Regions from separate parts of the Homo sapiens genome. Here region 1 is linked to region 2. A link is a contact called in ENCODE Hi-C or POLR2A ChIA-PET data. All regions are on one chromosome and are shown on one strand. Each heading gives the region's core, a stretch centred on a gene start or an enhancer-like site at or near the end of the contact. The rest is flanking DNA. Distances are from core to core; before and after follow the strand shown. Region 1 has its middle 85 kb from the start of LINC01907. Region 2 holds the start of ITM2C (integral membrane protein 2C).

What was found. Hi-C counts contacts between places; a loop is a spot of excess contacts on that map. ChIA-PET counts read pairs that join two places held with the same protein, here RNA polymerase II (POLR2A). Pooled maps may share reads with other maps.
Region 1: a pooled map shows a loop between it and region 2 (3-fold over the local background). The contact joins the enhancer-like site here to the promoter of ITM2C in region 2. A Hi-C loop is called at or near these places in 3 of 37 single-sample maps with no recorded cell type and 2 of 50 pooled maps. POLR2A ChIA-PET finds 5 or more read pairs at or near these places in 1 of 52 experiments (AG04450).

What each region holds. Positions count from the first base shown.
Region 1 is chr2:230,613,425-230,618,457 of GRCh38, reverse strand. No RefSeq gene overlaps it. Among named protein-coding and RNA genes, the nearest start is that of LINC01907, 85 kb to the left of the region's middle. RefSeq lists an enhancer at 3,153-3,272. Within about 2 kb of position 1,397, at least 5 of the 41 ENCODE cell types and tissues checked have a DNase peak (open chromatin) inside an H3K27ac peak, as active enhancers do.
Region 2 is chr2:230,863,594-230,868,471 of GRCh38, reverse strand. It overlaps ITM2C (integral membrane protein 2C), which reads right to left and starts at 3,530. Exons shown (of 6, transcript NM_030926.6): 1 at 3,327-3,530. The coding sequence starts at 3,446. RefSeq lists silencers at 2,331-2,430, 3,221-3,310, 3,411-3,780 and enhancers at 2,214-2,870, 2,871-3,529, 4,188-4,846.

The DNA.
Region 1 (5,033 bases), core at 148-2,647, 250 kb after region 2:
GGAAAGTTCTCTAACTTAAGAGTTTAAGACAACAAGTCCAGGCGCAGTGGCTCATGTCTGTAATCCCAGCACTTTGGGAAGCTGAAGTGGGCAGATCACTTGAGGCCAGGAGTTCAAGACCATCCTGGCCAACATGGTGAAACCTTGTCTCTACTAAAAATACAAAAATTAGCTGGGCATGGTGGCAGGCACCTGTAGCTCCAGCTACTTGGGACGCTGAGGTGGGAGGATTGCTTGAACCCGGGAGGCGGAGGTTGCGGTGAGCTGAGATCACGCACTCCAGCCTGGGTGACAGAGTGAGACTCTGTCTCAAAAAAAAAAAAAAAAAAGACAACAGAAAATTAATAGATATAGGAAGCCCCAAGATGAACTTCTGATTTCTGATTCTTCTTGAGTCAAAACTCACCTGAGCAGGGCTTTGGAATAGTTACTTCTCTGGTCCCACCTGGATTTCTCTTTCATTCTGTTCCAGTTCAGCCCATTTGGTTCCAGGTGTCCTACAGAGATGCTGCCCTGCCCTGTGTAGCTGGGAACTCCCTAACTCAATGTTCAATGGCAGGAACATTTCAGTCTCTGTGCCTGCAGCTGTTCCAAGTTAAATAAAACCCTTTTTCAGCTGTGATGGAGAGTACTTTGCTCTAGTGCTTTCTGCAAAAATACTTGTTGCCAGTTATTTATAAGTTTGGAAATGAAATGATTTTTTTTTCTTTTTTCTTTTTTTTCCAGACGGAGTCTCGCTCTGTCACCCAGGCTTGAGTGCAGTGGCGCCATCTCAGCTCACTGCAACCTCCACCACCCGGGCTCAAGAGATTCTCCTGCCTCAGCGTCCTTAGTAGCTGGGATTATGGGCATGTGCCATCACGCCCGGCTAATTTTTGTGTTTTTAGTGGAGACAAAGTTTCACCATATTGGCCAGGCTGGTCTTGAACTCCTGACCTCAGATGATCCGCCCGCCTCGGTCTCCCAAAGTGCTGGGATTACAGGCGTGAGCCACCCCGCCCGGCTAAGGGAATTCCTTTCTTATGATGTGTGTTTATTACACACAAATATAAAGGGCATTAAACTTCCTGTGTAACTCCCTTAAGCTTCTTCCCTAAGGCTTGGAGATTTTCTCTTTTAGCATTTTACTCTTGTGAGCTGTTAAAGTCCCCTGGCAACTTTATGAACTGATTAAACACTCTCTTCAACTTTTCATTTCTTCTCCAAACAACAGTGAAAATGGAAATAATGGCAAAAATAGTTACCATTTATAGAGTACTTACCACAGGCCAAGAATTCTGTTCTTTTCACATACTTTTAAAAATTTATCTTTCAGAAAAATGCTATAGTTATTTATATTCTCATATAAGGAAACAAGCATGCAGAAAGTAATGTACCCTAGGCCAGGTGTGGTGACTCACACCTCTAATCCCAGCACTCTGGGAGGCCGAGGTGGGCGACTCACCTGAGGTCAGGAGTTTGAGACCAGCGTGACCAACATGGAGAAACCCCATCTCTACTAAAAATACAAAAATTAGCTGGGCGTGGTGGTGTGCACCTGTAATCCCAGCTACTTGGGAGGCTGAGGCAGGAGAATTGCTTGAACCCAGGAGGTGGATGTTGCAGTGAGCTGAGGTAGCACGATGACACTCTAGCCTGGGCAACTGAATGAGACTCCATTTCAAAAAAACAAAACAAAACAAAACAAAAACCACACACACTCACAAAAATGAAAGTAATGTGCCCTAGGCCACTCAAAGTAAATGACAGTTTTAGAAATCCAACCAATGGCTGCCTGACTCCAAGGTGCCTTGATTCTAACCTCAGTAAATTTTCAGATCTGTCTCTTCCAGGGCTCACTGCAGCCAGAATACTTTCTGAGCTGGAGCGATAGTGACCAGAGCCAAATTCACCTTCATTGTAATGAAATTAAGTCAAGGGCTAGTGTTGCCCAGTGGATGGAGGATTTCCGCCTTCAGATAGCAAGCGCTCTAATGACCTCTGTTTCACTGATCAGTGCCCATCGAGGTTGCCTCTTTAAAAATTATTTACAGGGGCCGGGCGTGGTGGCTCATGCCTGTAATCCCAGCACTTTGGGAGGCCGAGGCAGGTGGATCATGGGGTCAGGTGATTGATACCATCCTGGCTAACATGGTGAAACCATGTCTCTACTAAAAATACAAAAAAAATTAGCTGGGCATGGTGGCCGGCACCTGTAGTCCCAGCTACTCGGGAGGCTGAGGCAGGAGAATGGCATGAACCCGGGAGGCGGAGCTGGCAGTGAGCTGAGACTGCGCCACTGCACTCTAGCCTGGGTGACAGAGCGAGACTCCATCTCAAAAAAAAAAAAAAAATTATTTACAGGGGCCAGGTGCGGTGGCTCATGCCTGTAATCCTAGCACTTTGGGAGGCCGAGGCAGGCAGATCACCTGAGGTCAGGAGTTCGAGATCAGCCTGGCCAATGTAGTGAAACCCCCTTTCTACTAAAAATACGAAAAAAAATTAGCCAGTCATGGTGACTGGTGCCTGTAATCCCAGCGACTCTGGAGGCTGAGGCAGGAGAATTGCTTGAACCCAGAAGGGGGAGGTTGCAGTGAGCCGAGATCTCGCCACTGCACTCCCACCTTGGTGACAGAGTGAAACTCCATCTCAAGAAGAAAAAAAAAAATTATTTACAGGGAGGTCCAAGAGATATCCAGCATCATGGAAAGAATTTATTGCTCTGCATTAGATAGTCTCAGATGACTAATGCCAGTGAAATGGATGCATCTCATGATGATGAATTTTTTTTTTTTTTTTTTTTGAGATGGAGTCTCGCTCTGTCGCCCAGGCTGGGGTGCAGTGGCGCAAGCTCTGCTCACTGTAAGCTCTGCCTCCCAGGTTCACACCATTCTCCTGCCTCAGCCTCCCGAGTAGCTGAGTAGCTGGGACTACAGGCGTCCGCCACCATGCCCGGCTAATTTTTTGTATTTTTTAATAGAGACGGGGTTTCACAGTGTTAGCCAGGATGGTCTCAATCTCATGACCTCGTGATCCACCCACCTCAGCCTTCCAAAGTGCTGGGACTACAGGCGTGAGCCACTGCGCCCGGCCAATGATGATGATTTTTTTTAGGTGGAGCTTATTTCTTGACTTTGTAACCAAAATGTCAGAATCTTAGACTTTTCTTAAAAGATGTTTTTATTCCTCTGGTGGGTACAAGGAGCCATCTTTCCTGGTTACACTCTGCTTGTAATGAAAAGCCCTTTTCTCAAAACTTGACTAGACTCCAGATGTACCTTCTTCTTTGGGAACTTGAAAGAAATGCAAATTCTTTGGCCTCGAACCAGATGTACTGAATCTGAGACTTAGGGGGCGGGGCCCCACAATCTGTGTTTTGAGAAGCCCTCCAGGTGAGTGAGCTGTGCGCTCAAGTTTGAGAAGCACAGGGTGTAGTCACTCACACAGCTCCTCTTGCCCACTCACCCTCCCAGGCAACGTCAGCCACCCCCGAGGCTTCAGTGGCTTCCAGATCTGATCTGCAGCCCAGGCTGCCTTTCTTTTTTTTTTTTTTTTTTTGAGACGGAGTCTCACTCTGTCGCCCAGGCTGGAGTGCAATGGCACGATCTCGGCTCACTGCAACCTCCGCCTCCTGGGTTCAAGCAATTCTCCTGCCTCAGCCTCCAGAGTCGCTGGGATTACAGGCCTGTGCCACCACACCCGGCTAATTTTGTATTTTTAATAGAAACTGGGTTTCTTCATGTTGGTCAGGCTGGTCTCAAACTCCTGACCTCAGGTGATCTGCCCGCCTCGTCCTCCCAAAGTGCTGGGATTACAGGCGTGAGCCACCGCGCCCGACCCGGGCTGGCTTTCTGAGCTGTAGACTTATTATAAACACCTGTCCAATGACACTGCTACTTGGATATGTCACAAGGACCTCAAATTCAGCATCTTAGTAAGTATTTATGTTTCAACTTAAGTGGTGTTTTCTCATTGGACTAGGTTTGTCTGACTTGCCATCTCTGCTATTACCCTGTATTAAAATTCCTTATGTAAACTATGCGTTCCACCACACCAGGAGCTCCGTGAAGGCAGGGATGGGATCGGTTTAGGTATGGCTCACTTAGGATCACAGCTAATATTAACTGTGTGAATGAATGAAAGCTCCTGTATTCTCTCTACCAGAGGTAGACAAATTGTGGTCCATATGCCAAATCCAGCCCATGGCCTGTTTTGTAAATAAAGTTTTATTGGAACACGGCCGTGCCCATTTATTCATATGTGGTCTAAGGCTGCTTTTGCGCTACAGTGGCAGAGTTGAGTAGTTGCTACAGAAACTTTACGACCTGCAAAGTCTAAAATATTTACTATCTGGTCCTGTATAGAAAAAGTTTGCTCCAAGGGCCTCCCTGATATGTCTCCAGGAAGGCCAGGCCCAGGTACTCTTCTGTGTTGTGATTACACTGAACTCTCTAGAATGCCAGCCTGGCTTGCCAGGACTTCAAGCTGCCTCCTAGCTAGCAGAAATGCACCTGAGCAAAACCCAGTTTTATAGGGGAAAAACTACTGAGGGGCTCAGAACTTATAAAGGAGCTTTGGCATTTACATAAACCCCATTTCCAGAGAGGAGAAGGCTGGAGACTAATGGCCCAGTTCCTTAACACATCAAGTCCACACACTTTAATGTATACATTTTCAAGAAGAATTAACAGATTACTGAGATTACCAGATGCGGTGGTGCATGCCTGTAATCCCAGCACTTTGGGAGGCCTAGGCGGGTGGATCACCTGAGGTTAGGAGTTTGAGACCAGCCTGGCCAACATGGTGAAACCCCGTCTCTACTAAAAATACAAAAATTAGCCGGGTGTGGTGGTGGGCACCTGTAATCCCAGCTACTCGAGAGGCTGAGGCAGGAGAATTGCTTGAACCCCGGAGACGGAGGTTGCAGTGAGCCGAGATTGCGCCACTGCACTCCAGCCTGGGTGACAAAGTGAGACTCCATCTCAAAATAAAATAAAATAAAATAAAATAAAATAAAATAAAATAAAATAAAATAAAATAAAATAAAATAATAT
Region 2 (4,878 bases), core at 2,281-4,780:
TGTGTGTGAGTGCAGGCACAGGCAGGGTGTGGGGAGAAGGGGCAGGCTAAGAGGGGCATGGCCAGCCAGTGGGCCCCCAAAGGGGAGGAGGGATCCAGTTGGCGCTGGGAGGGAGTGCTTTGCTGTCCCAGGGGGTGCTTCCGGTCCAGCCCACTTCCCAAGCTGGCAGTGTCCCAGCTCCTCATTATCTCAGAGTCAAAACACCAGGGGGGGAGGCCGGGCAGCTGGAAGCCCAGCTGGCCCCCACCCCCATCCCTCCCTGGCCCACTGAGGCACTTCCTTCCAGTCTCAGGTCCACAGACAAAATCCTCCTTGTGTTGCAGTTTTTGCTCAGAAGCAGGGGCAGTGCCCACCGAGAGGGTGCTCCTGCCGCCTCACCCTGCCCCCACCCCGCCCTCACTCTGGGCCTGGACACAGGTCAAGAACTGCCCCAACGCACAATCATCTGTTCACCGCACAATCATCTGTTCACCGAGTGCTCCTCCTGCGGATCACTTTTTACATCTTGTTTTGGGCCGGGTGTGGTGGCTGACACCTGTAATCCCAACAATTTGGGAGGCTGAGGTGGGAAGATCACCTGAGGTCAGGAATTTGAGACCAGTCTGGCCAACATGGTGAAACCCTGTCTCTACTAAAAATACAAAAATTAGCCGGGCATGGTGGCAGGTGCCTTTATTCCCAGCTACTTGGGAGGCTGAGGCAGGAGAATCACTTGAACCTGGAAGTGAAGGTTGCAATGAGCCAAGATCGTGCCACGGAACTCTAGCCTGGGTAAAAGTGAGACTCTGTCTCAAAAAAAAAAATAAAATAAAATAAAATAGATAAAATAAAATAAATCTTGTTTTGGAGTCCAGTTCAGACACCAAGGAGGGTTCTGGGGTCACTGCCAGCCAGAAGAAACGTTTTAATAAGCTTTCCTGGGCATTCCCAACAGTACGGGACAAAATCTACACGCCCTGCCCTGAGAAAGCAGCCTCCTGGCTGCCATCCCTCGGCTCACAGAGCTACAGCTGAGAAATGGGCCTCCTGCCTGCTCACTGCTGGGGGCAGGAGACGAGGCCTGGCTCCTTGCCAGAAACTGGGTAAGGAGGAAATGTGCGGGTTGGCCAAGTGGGGCAACAGGAGGCCCGCAGAAGTGAACTGTTTCCAAGGCTCCAAATCTAGCAGGTGATGGGCAGAGCCAACTTGCAACACCTAAAGTCCCTCTGCACCACGCCAGGGCCTTGGGAAGCTGTGAAAGTTTACTAACATGCAGTTCTGTCCTAAAGATGCCAGGATTCTAATTCTTTCCCCAGATCGCATAGTCCTAAGCTCCCCCTTGCCAATTAGAGAGGGAGGGGACCCTGCCCAACTGACAAAGTTTGAGGGAGGAGGTACTCAGCAGGCTCAAGGCCATTACAAACAGCACGCAGGAAGATGTTGATATTTCCATTTCATGCTGGGTGAGGGGGAAGAAAGGACGCTCAATTTCAGAGCCTGATGAGAAGCCAGAAGCTAGGATGTCAGTTATGCCCCGAGATGCAGGTCTCTGTCAGACTGCCCAAACCCATGCCATCAGCAGGCTGCGGCTGGAGAATGTGCCGCTCCTGCAAAATCTGGGGGACCTTCTGATGGAGTTGGAATAACACCCTCCCACTGTCTGACCTGGTCCTCCCTCCTCAAATATCTCCAGGAAGAGGTGGCTAGGAAAAGAGATGGGCAAGCGTGCTGCCTCCTGCCCCCATCCCTGCCCCTCCCCAGGCTGAGTGGAGGGCAGCTTCCCTTCCAAAGAAAAGGAGTCTTGAAGAACCCCTTGCAAACTTTTAAAGCTGCAGAACCATCTTCTTCAAATATGGAGCGCCCCCTCCACCTAAGCTTCAGATGAAAAGGGGGGAGCTGCTCTCATGGGGTGCACAGCAACCCCCAACCTCGCCTAGGTGGTTGTTGAACTCTTGTGGCTCTGAGCCACTGGTTGCTGCAGTGACCACCATAAAAGGGCAGGGGGTTCTCAGTCTCCTGGCATTCCTCACTCAGGGTCTCTGCCCAGGCTGACACCCAACTCTGACGGCCCTCTCCGGCGCCCCCTCCTCCAGGGTCCAGGTCATCCTCTGCAGGCCCCTTAATGCCCCAGGCAAGACTGAACCTGAGCCACAAAACCTGGGGAGGGGGCTAGGCGTTCAGGAAGACTCTTCAGAAGCCTGCATCTGGAAGTGGGGAAGCAGTGGACAAAGACTTTCTCAGTCCTGCCTCAATGCGGGGTGGGGAGGCGGGGAGGACATGGGCTTGGTAAGCCACAAGACCGCTGGGGGCGGCGCCCACGTAGACACCTTTGCCAGGCACAATAAAACCTGGCTGGGCCAGCTCTCCCTCCCTCCCTGTCCCTGCCCGCCACGCGTTCTGCCCCCTGCGGGCCCTTCCCGGACACAAGGCACGCAGCTCAGACAGTTTTCCACGGCGGAAATGCCTTCTCTCCCCCCCGGCCAGAGGGAAAGTGGAGGAAGCCGGGGTAGGGGAGGGGGATGACAGGGGTGGGGGAACGCGCACAGAGCCCGGGGACCCAGGATGCAAGGGCACTGGGGCAGTTGGGAGCCCTCCCCGTGGGGTCGGGGGACAGCCCAGCGAGAGGCTGGGAATGGAGAAAAGAGAGGGGAGCAGGGAGGCCCAGACGGCAGGGCGTGGGGTGGGAAGGGGGCACCCGGCCTCGGACCCCCGACGTCCAGAGGCCGCAGCGCCGTCGGTTCTGGCTGATTTCCATTTCATCACTTTCTGGTCTGTCAATTCCGGTGCAGGCCAGCAGCACATCCTCTGTCCCTCGCAGCCCCCAATTTCGGAGGAAATCAACGGCCCCACCCTCTTCGTTGGTACCAGACCCCCCCACCCCCAATTCCCCAGCCAATCAGGTCCCACCGCCCTACTTTGGAAAAACTACGTCTAACCCTCCTCCCATCCCCCACCTGGGGACTCGACTCGCGGCTTTCCCAGTTGATTGGAACCAGACGCGTACCCCCCCACCAACATTCCTCGAACTTCTTCGGACCAGCCCCCTCCCCCTATAAGGCGGCGAGGGGGCCCCCACTTTTGGAAGAGACCTCGAGCACTTCTCCACCTGAAGACCAGAACCAGACGCCTCCCACTCTTCGGACTTCAGCTTTTGGCTGCCGCTTTAGTACGGGACTTAAGCCCCCTCCTCATTCTGGGATAAGCAACCATTCGAGACTTCCCAACCCTGCTCCACCCCGGGCTCTGGGGCCCTGACGCGCCTCGGGCAGTCCCCAGGGCCGACGGGGCGCGCCTGGGTCGTGAGCCTGGGTCCCCCGCCCCACCGCCTGAGCCCCAGACCCTCTCACCCTAGCCGGCGTCAGCAGGATCTCGGTGGCCGAGGCCGGCGCAGGGGCCGACGCCGACGCCTTGTCAGCCTTGTCGCCCTTGATGCCAGCCACGGCGGGCTGGAAGCTAATCTTCACCATGGCTGCGCCGGCCCGCGCGTCCGCCCCGCAGCCTCTGCCGGTGCAGCCTCGGTCTCTGCCTCCGCCGCTCCGAGCTCTGCAGGCACCGGAAGTTTGGATCCCGCTCGCGTCCCTCTCTCTAACCCCACCCCCAGCCCTCCCCGCCCCGTCCCCGCGGGAGGGCCCCGGCGCCCGCCGCGCCTGCGCCCCCTTCCCGCCCGCGGGGCCCGCAGTGACCCCTGCCGGGCGCGCCGCTCCGCACCTGGGGCGGGTCGGAGTTCCTTCTGCCGCTCGCTCGCACAGTCACTCACTCGCTCGCTCACTCACTCACTCACTCACTCGCTCACTCATTCATTCAGCCGTCACGCTCGGATCCGTTCTCCGTAGCATAATCCCTTCGCATTCCCTGTCCAAGGCCAGCATCCCCGCAACGCAAGTCTTTGTTAACCCAGTGTTTGCCAGGCAAATGCAGCTTCCAGACAACTCACCCGTCTCTCCTGCCCCACTTCAGGTCTTCCCCTTTAGAAACGCTGGAGCCTCCGCTCTACCTGTCCCCACGCCCCCCTCCTCCGACCTGTCCTTGGCGCGGGGAGGAGGCTTTGAGACAGGCGCCAAACTGCTGCCTCCGTCTTGCCTTCTGAAGCCATCCACGCCTCCTTCATCCTCCATCTTGCTTCTGCCTTCATTCTTTATTCCTGCAAAACCTTCCTGGGGGGTCCTGGGGTGCACGCTGGAGCCGCCTGGAGTGGAGAAGGGAAGGCCGCCCCTGCTCCCTGGCTCCTTCGTGTTGCTGCGACCTCAGTTATTGGGTGACCTCCTGAACTGCCCTTGTCTCACTCATCCAGGAGGACCCTGGCGAGAGTGGAGGGAAGACCCCCAGGGCGGGTGTCAGAGGCTCGGGTTCCACTCAAGACTCTGCTCCTCCCAAGTATCACGGGTACTGGGGAAGCAGGGGCTTCTGTTGCTGGGATGGCTGCTCTTGGCACTAACGCCCTGAATCTTTCCTCTTTGCTCCTGGTCCAGACTGGGCCAGGGACAGCGCCCAGCAACACACACAGGTTGTGCTGAGTGGTCCGCTTTGGTTCTGCTGTTGGGCTGCCAGTGGAGGGCAGGGGAGTCCGTCCGCTTCTTGAGGACAGTCCGGGGTCCTCCACTGATCTCTCTTCTCACCTTTCAGGTCTTTTGCAGCTGCCTTGGGCCCTTAGCGCCCACGTCCCAGACCCGGACCTCTTGGCTCAGATCTTGGATGAACCTAGCAACCTTGAGGACAGACAGGTGGGGAAAGAAGAAAGTCTAACTGATGCTAAGGCCACCAGCCTGGGGAACTGGGGGGAGGGAATGGGGAGGTGGAAGAAGACAGATGGTTTGGAGGAGACGAGGAGGAATCTGGTTTGGCACAGAGCCAGAGAGGAAGGTGTTATGGACTACCGCTCATCACCTGCTCCAGATCCCA